2 separate regions of the Homo sapiens genome follow, and region 2 is linked to region 1. The links are chromatin contacts, found by Hi-C or POLR2A ChIA-PET in ENCODE. All regions are on one chromosome and are shown on one strand. Each heading gives the region's core, a stretch centred on a gene start or an enhancer-like site at or near the end of the contact. The rest is flanking DNA. Distances are from core to core; before and after follow the strand shown. Region 1 holds the start of KCNN3 (potassium calcium-activated channel subfamily N member 3). Region 2 holds the start of CKS1B (CDC28 protein kinase regulatory subunit 1B).

Region 1 (4,160 bases), core at 949-3,448:
ACACATGAGACCCCAGGCTTGCATCTGAGGCCTGGTACTGTGACTTCTAGTGTGTGTGTGTGTGTGTGTGTGTGTGTGTGTGTGTGTGTGTGTGTGTGTGTTGGCAGGGGTAGGGGAAATGATTATGTCATTGATATCAAGATTATTATTTTATATATATATATATTTAGAGACAGGGTAACACTCTGTCGCCCAGGTTGAAGTGCAGTGGCGCTATCACAGCTCACTGCAGCCTCAAACTCTTGGGCTCAAGCAGTCCTCCTCCCTCAGCCTCCTGGGTAGCTGGACTACAGGCACTCGCCACCATGTCCAGCTAATTTAAAAAATTTTGTAGAGTCTGGGTCTTGCTATGTTGTCCAGGCTGGTCTCGAACTCCTGACTTCAATCAACCCTCCTGCCTTGGGCTCCCAAAGTGCTGGGATTATAGGCATGAGCCACCATGCCTGGCCAGAATCAAGATTATTGTGCAAGAGTAATTGTCACGTATCTGGGGTCGTGGCTTGTATTACAAGTAATATTTAGCTCTCAATCATCAGGGTTAATGGGGGATTGGAGAGGTGAGAACTGATATACAGAGGGGACTCTGGGCTCATTTTGGGGGGGCTCTGTCCCTCCCTGATCTGGACACTTGCTGCTTACCAGTCAGGAATGCTGTTTTAGGAGCTTCCTATGTGTATATGTGTGCATGTGTGCATGCATGGGCTAGTGTGTGCACACAACCATGTACACATGTGCACATATGTCCACCTGCTTACATGTTTTCTGGATGTGTGTCTGTGTATGTGTGCATGGATCTCCTACCCTTTCCTCTTCCCATCGAGGGAGGGAGCTGGACAGAGGCCAAAGGGTGATGGGGAATCAAGAGCCAGAGAGGAAGAGGCCTGCCTTTTAAAACCCCAGGTGTTCTGGGGAATTCCCTCATGGTGACTTCCTTTCTGATTCCTAAGGCTGCTGTGGTTAGAAATGAAAATGAATTCAGCTCTGGTCCCATCCTTTGGAACCCCCTCTGCACACAGTGGGGGCTTAATAAATACTTGATGATGATGGTTCTGAACCTGGGAAGCCAGCAGCTGTTCCTAGTTCTGACTCTCAGAGCCCCATGGGGCAAATCAGGCAGGGAATGACCATGGGGGAATCTTCAGTCTTCCTGCCAGATCCCCCTGTGACTACACACCCAGCTGTTAGGGAAGGGGCTGGAGCCATGGTCCACTTCACACACCCTGCTTTGGAGAGGCCAGTTCTTCCTCAGCAGCTTCTCTTTTGTTTTCCCCAACTAACATTTGAACAATATTTATTGAACAACCACTTTGTACTGAATATCATAGTGGAAATGCATCCTGGGAGAAAGTATCTGATCTGTGGGGTCAGACTGACTAAGTTCAAATCCCAGCATCTTTAATTACAAGCGGGATGACATCTGACAAGTTACATATCTATGTTTGAGCGTTTGAGTGTTTTTTCCACTTTCCTTTCTCTCCTTCTTCTCCTTCTCCTTCTTCTTCTTCTTCTTCCAATTTTCATCTGTAAAAGGAGAGTGATGACATCATTTTTGTGGGGTTGATGTGAGGGTTGGAAATAACAGAGAGGACCCTGAACACGAGGCGTAGGCACTCAGTCAATGGTAGGTGAGTTTATCCACCGGGTGTTAGAAGGTGTGGATCCCCCCTGCTTCTGTGACCTTGACGTTGTTACTCAACACCTCTAAGCATCAGGCTTTGTAAATGAGACCATACTGCCCACCTCCTTGGGTGTTTGGAGACTGTATCCGGATAATATATGTGAAACAACCTATCGTAAACCCTGGTGGTTAATAAATGTTTGCCTTCCCCTCCGTCTGCCCCCTCATCAGGGTGCACACCTCCCCTCCTTCGGAGGCCCTCTGTCCCTCCTCCCCATCGCCCAGCGTGAGCGAACATCCCTTATCGCCGTGGGCTTAAGGGTTGTGGCCATACCTGTCAGAGGAAAGAGGACAGCGGCTCAGCTCCGGGGTGGGGGAGCAAAAACTACAGTTCCCAGTCCTCGCTGCGCCGCCACTGGGGCCGGAGCCCAGGACGCCAGGCCCCTCCTCTGGGGAGGAGCCTATGCGGGGGGCGGAGCTAGGAGGAGGTTGGAGAGTTAAGCCAAGCCAATGAGACCAGCTGCTAATAAGTGGGCTTGGCTTACAATGTAACAGTGGCAGGAGGAGGCGAGCGAAGCTATTGAGCCAGCGAGGAGTGAAGCTGAGCCTGGCCTCACACGCTCCTAGAGGACCACCTCCTGAGAGAGTTCTTTCACCCCCTCTTCTTTCTCCAAGCTCCCCTCCTGCTCTCCCTCCCTGCCCAATACAATGCATTCTTGAGTGGCAGCGTCTGGACTCCAGGCAGCCCCAGAGAACCGAAGCAAGCCAAAGAGAGGACTGGAGCCAAGATACTGGTGGGGGAGATTGGATGCCTGGCTTTCTTTGAGGACATCTTTGGAGCGAGGGTGGCTTTGGGGTGGGGGCTTGTGCTGCAGGGAATACAGCCAGGCCCCAAGATGGACACTTCTGGGCACTTCCATGACTCGGGGGTGGGGGACTTGGATGAAGACCCCAAGTGCCCCTGTCCATCCTCTGGGGATGAGCAGCAGCAGCAGCAGCAGCAGCAACAGCAGCAGCAGCCACCACCGCCAGCGCCACCAGCAGCCCCCCAGCAGCCCCTGGGACCCTCGCTGCAGCCTCAGCCTCCGCAGCTTCAGCAGCAGCAGCAGCAGCAGCAGCAGCAGCAGCAGCAGCAGCCACCGCATCCCCTGTCTCAGCTCGCCCAACTCCAGAGCCAGCCCGTCCACCCTGGCCTGCTGCACTCCTCTCCCACCGCTTTCAGGGCCCCCCCTTCGTCCAACTCCACCGCCATCCTCCACCCTTCCTCCAGGCAAGGCAGCCAGCTCAATCTCAATGACCACTTGCTTGGCCACTCTCCAAGTTCCACAGCTACAAGTGGGCCTGGCGGAGGCAGCCGGCACCGACAGGCCAGCCCCCTGGTGCACCGGCGGGACAGCAACCCCTTCACGGAGATCGCCATGAGCTCCTGCAAGTATAGCGGTGGGGTCATGAAGCCCCTCAGCCGCCTCAGCGCCTCCCGGAGGAACCTCATCGAGGCCGAGACTGAGGGCCAACCCCTCCAGCTTTTCAGCCCTAGCAACCCCCCGGAGATCGTCATCTCCTCCCGGGAGGACAACCATGCCCACCAGACCCTGCTCCATCACCCTAATGCCACCCACAACCACCAGCATGCCGGCACCACCGCCAGCAGCACCACCTTCCCCAAAGCCAACAAGCGGAAAAACCAAAACATTGGCTATAAGCTGGGACACAGGAGGGCCCTGTTTGAAAAGAGAAAGCGACTGAGTGACTATGCTCTGATTTTTGGGATGTTTGGAATTGTTGTTATGGTGATAGAGACCGAGCTCTCTTGGGGTTTGTACTCAAAGGTAGGGGCTGTGGTTTCTCTTTATACCTTGAACAAAAGGAATATGTAGGTAGCAAGAGAGGGATTGAGAGAGGGGGATTGTGAGAGAGAGAGATTGAGAGAGAGAGAGAGAGAGAGAGAGAGAGAGAGAGATTGAGAGATTGGGAGGGAGACTGGGAGAGAGAGGTGGTGGTGGTGGTGAGAGGCGCTTGCTCAGTTATATTCAACACTCTAACTTCCCGTGGTTTTCCTTCTTGATCCCGGGAGAATTCATTCCTAGCTTCCTCTGGGGGGTAGGGGACATCCCCACACACTGTGTCTAATTTGCAGACTCTCTGTTAGGGAGGATTCAATAATCCCTTCTGAGAAATCGCTTTTCCTCCTGGCTCACTCGTACTAAAGCATAACCCAGCAGCTTAACGCACCAATTAATTACACTCCGCCTTCATGTGTTTGCCAGTTCCTGCGACTTCCCCTTCTTTCCTCCCCTCCCTGCTCCACTCCATTTTCCTGAGGATAAAAAAGAAATAAATGTCTGGGTGGGGGGTGGGGATTCCGTACCATTGCCCAAGTCCCTTCTCTCCCTGTCTTCTCCATCTCTTCCCAAGTTTCTGTTTCCCTCCTCTTCTCAGAGAGTCTCGGGCAAAATAGAAAACCATCCATGACCTGGGTCTCCTGAGGGCATGGGGTAAAAATATAGGTGGAGGAAATCAGTGGTCCTTTCCCTCAGGAGAG
Region 2 (4,160 bases), core at 1,118-3,617, 100 kb before region 1:
TTGTCTCTTAAAAAAAAAATTAAATCTATCCTGAATCTTATTTTCCTAACTCTGGAGGGATGTACCTTGAGACTTTCTGGGTAAATTCCGTGCTTTTCTAACCAAGGATAAGTCTCCCTTCATAGCAAAAAAATTATTACCCTGATGTGAATCAAACTAATCCACATAGTCTTCGTCATGCTCAATGAAAATGTACTAAGTTCTCCCTCTGTGCTAGTAACAGTGATTCCCCACCATTCTCCTAAAAGAAAAAATTCTAGTCCAAATATAATGAAAATAGCTCACATTCTAACACCACCCTGGCACGAAATTTGGCTTCAATACATACACCAAAAAACCCCTCTTAAACCAAAGTGCCACTGCCAAGAGTTTCATCTTCCAGGGGATGAAATGGTGATTCCTTCCCAGCTCCACAAATCTCTTATAAGCACATACAGTTTTAAGTTAGTTTAGTTCAGATGTAGAGGAAAACAGCTGAGGAAAAGAAAGTTAATTAAAGGAGGGTCTGGAGCCGTCTTGGCATAAAGATGATTATGTATTTGTCAATGCACATCGAGTTCTCTGGAAGACCCAAAGCCCTGAACTAGGCTGGGTGAAGAGACACAAGAAAAGCAAGTTTTCATTTTATGTTCTCCAACTGAGGAGACAAGATACAAACCAGGAAGTGGTCTTAATTATTACAATTAATACAGATTAGCATAATGCCAACATTTGTGGAATCCTGTGTCTTCCCTTATTCCCAATCTAGATTATGCACTTAAAATTTATCAAGCCCGAATGCCACATCCAGTGCCAGGATTCCATCATCACCATCCTTGGCAGATGGCTATCCAGTGTCTTCTAAACAATTTCAGTCAAGAGGTGCTTCCTCCCACATACCTTTTTCTTAGAGTCTCATCTCAGGCTCTGCCCTCTAGGAAGCTTTCCCCAACATTCCCTCTTCCGTTTTTCCTCTCAGTATTTTAAGTTTCATGTTCAAGGGTACATGTGCAGGTTTGTTATATAGGTAAAATCCTGACTCGGGGGTTCGGTGTACAGGTTATTTCATCACCCAGGTACTAAGCATAGTACCCGACAGTTTTTTTTTTTCCTGAACCTCTACCTCCTCCCACCCTCCTCCCTCAAGCAGGCCCCAATGTCTGTTGTTCCCCTCTTTCTGTCCCTGTGTTTTTATCTCCGACATATAAATGAAAACACGCGTAGTTTACTACTGGTTTCGTTTTCAATGGTGGTGAAAGAGACATCACGCTGAATTGGCCCTTAGGACACTCCCCCGCCCCCAAACCAAGCCCAGGGAAGAAGACCGACCGAAAGTAAGAGGTCAGCCTCCAAGGCGGTGGCGGGGCGGGGGGCGTTCTCGAAGCGTGGGATGGGGGAGCGTCCTGGAGTTAGCAAAAGTAGGGGACTGACTTTCTAGCCCCACCTCAACCCCCGCTCACAGCTAGGAAGCCGCAGCCTTCGGGTCGCCAGTTCCCTCTCCTTAGCAAGTCTTGTGTGCTCCCATCACACCCTGTAATGGCTCCTTGCATAGCGTGTGTCACCTTTCTGGTGTCTGTCGGTACCACCCACAGATTTTTAAATTTGTGAACAGCAGAGACCATGTGTTATCCTTGCACTTTAGCAGAACACCTGAAACCTGTTAAGTATTCCGTAACTGTTCCCTTTGATATTTAAAGGGCATCTATTAGACCCATATTAAGTATTTTCTCAATGCTCCTAGCCAGTTTTATTCCATTGCAGTCCCAAGCGATCCCCTTCCTTACACAAGCCAGACAACCACGCCCCTTGTCTTTTTCACGAGTTAATAAGCAATATTCAACTCTCTCAGCGCTACTCTCCTGTTAGGGACGCCAGGAAACTTCCAGCTCCGCTTTTGCTACGTTCTCCCACTGGATTCGACAAGATTACTGTGAAACAGTCTCTACAAGGCAAGTTAAGTTTGCCCGATAAAGTTCAGAGAATGATCCAGAAAGCCTCATGGGTGAGGGTGGTCAGTACCCTAACCACGCCCACCCCTCTCTCCTCTCTACTGAGAGGCGACTCCAAATTCGCAACCACTTTGTTTTACGAGCGCCTCCCACCTCCGCGCATGCGCCTTACGCCTTCCACAATATCACACCATTGCCCGTTCGCACCTCGTACGCATGCGCCAATTCTATCGCCTCAGTTCCTGTTACTAATTCCTTGTGCCCTCAGCGGCCAAAGCTCACGACCCTCGCTATTGCTCCCGCGCCAGCACTAACCGATACTCAAACTCCTCGTCGTCGTATTTGTCCGAATAGTAAATTTGTTTGTGCGACATGATCGCTCGGTTTGCTAGCCTTCAGCCCCGCGCCGCCAACCTCCAAGCAACTCCCAACAGCACGCGCTCCCACCCACTTTGGCCTCGCTTTCAAACACGCCGCCCGCACTTCCTATTGGTCCGTTTGGCTCGAGGCGGGACACCTCTACTTTCAAGCCTCCGATTGGCTTAGATTTACTTCTCTTCGGATCCTTATTGGAGGGCAGTTCTCACGCTTCTCAAGAACGAGCGTGGGTCAAAAGTAGGCGTCTTATTGGCCACCACTGCCTTTGTGCGCGATCTCGCGCTGCCATTGGCTAACTCGGGAAAGTGGGAAGCGTGAAGGAGGGACCCTGAGGTAGAGGGTCAGGGGTTAGTGAGGCCGGAAGTGAGTGTAATAAAGTTTCTCCAGGGAGGCAGGGCCCGGGGAGAAAGTTGGAGCGGTAACCTAAGCTGGCAGTGGCGTGATCCGGCACCAAATCGGCCCGCGGTGCGGTGCGGAGACTCCATGAGGCCCTGGTGAGTCTTGACTTTTTTCTCCTTAGGTGACTCACTCTTTCACCCCGGAACCCCTCTCCCGGGACCCCACTTCCGGTCTTCATTTATAAGTCCCGCCCCTGAGACCCCTCTCCCCGGAAGTCCCACCTCCCAACTTCAGGGGGCTCCCCCGAACCCCGACTTGATTTTTATTTTTTGTCTCCGACCCCACCCTGTCGCCCAGTTTTTCTGGAAGTCCCCACCCCCCGACACGTTCCAAGCCCTACTACGAGAAACCCTTCGTTACTCCTTCCATTCTCCGAAACTCCGCCTCCTAGCAACGATCCTCGGCTAACTCCTGTCAAAAGGCCTATCTCCCAAAAGGGCAAAACCCTGCTCTTCAAAGAACGATTCGAATTTGTTGAAGCTCCGCCCCTCCGAAGCCACGCCCCCTCCGTAATCCACGTCTGACTGTCCAGAAAGCCTCCCCGCCCAGAAGTCTGAAGTTCGCGTCCTTAGGGGACCACGCCCCCTTAGGAGCTTTATCTTTGTGGGACCTGGGTCATCAGCTGAAAAGCCTTGTCGTCAATCCCTGAAACTCCACCTGCTTATATTTTCCTGTCCTTTCTCTTTTTGGGCCTTGGGATCAGTTTTCCGAGCACTCTCGTGCTCCCCCAGGTGGGAAGTCAAAGTTCCCATCTCTGGCTGTAAGGAGTGAGATTAAAGGCAGCCGTTTTCCGTTTTCCTTTCTATCTTTTTTTTTTTTTTTTTTTTTTTTAAGACGGAGTTTCGCTCTTATCGTCCAGGCTGGAGTGCAATGGTGCGATCTCGGCTCACTGCAACCTCCGCCTCCTGAGTTCAAGTGATTCTCCTGCCTCAGCCTCCTGAGTAGCTGGGATTACAGGCGCCCACCACCACGCCCGGCTAATTTTTGTATTTTTAGTAGAGACGGGGTTTCCCCATGTTGGCTAGGCTAGCCTCGAACTCCTGACCTCAGGTGCTCCACCCTTATCAGCCTCCTTAAGTGTTAGGATTACAGGCGTTAGCCACTGCGCCCGTCCCCGTTTTCCTCTTTCTTAACCTCCTCCAAGGGTAGAACTATTTGAAAGGGCTGAACGTGGGGTTTGGCACGAGAGGGAGAGAGAGACTTGCCCTCAGACTCCCAGCCTCACTTCCTGGCTTTCCCTTCCCAGGACCAACCTCATCCCAGAAGTAGCTCTAGGCCTTCCTAGACATAAGTGGATAAGACCATGGATTTGTTGGTGTGTGGCATGTGGGTGTGACATGAGCAAAAGTTTTCTACTACCAGAAGAACGGTAGTTTGGAGTGGGGGTAGATAATAGTGCTCTTTTTGTTGTTTGATTTTTTTTTTTTTAAGGGACAGTTCAGTCGCTACTTCTCT

Evidence for each region. A loop is a pair of places that touch in the nucleus more often than their neighbours do. ChIA-PET counts read pairs that join two places held with the same protein, here RNA polymerase II (POLR2A). Pooled maps may share reads with other maps.
Region 2: a pooled map shows a loop between it and region 1 (7-fold over the local background). The contact joins the promoter of CKS1B here to the promoter of KCNN3 in region 1. A Hi-C loop is called at or near these places in 5 of 37 single-sample maps with no recorded cell type and 6 of 50 pooled maps. POLR2A ChIA-PET finds 5 or more read pairs at or near these places in 9 of 52 experiments (GM10248, GM12878, HEK293T and 5 more).

The regions. Positions count from the first base shown.
Region 1 is chr1:154,868,319-154,872,478 of GRCh38, reverse strand. It overlaps KCNN3 (potassium calcium-activated channel subfamily N member 3), which reads left to right and starts at 2,198. Exons shown (of 8, transcript NM_002249.6): 1 at 2,198-3,447. The coding sequence starts at 2,515. RefSeq lists enhancers at 2,329-2,418, 1,491-2,447, 3,855-4,160.
Region 2 is chr1:154,972,888-154,977,047 of GRCh38, reverse strand. It overlaps CKS1B (CDC28 protein kinase regulatory subunit 1B), which reads right to left and starts at 2,367. Exons shown (of 3, transcript NM_001826.3): 1 at 2,244-2,367. The coding sequence starts at 2,302. It overlaps MIR4258 (microRNA 4258), which reads right to left and starts at 1,355; the gene lies at 1,265-1,355. It also overlaps a transcript of SHC1 not described here. RefSeq lists enhancers at 1,962-2,021, 2,122-2,271, 2,722-2,871 and a silencer at 2,542-2,631.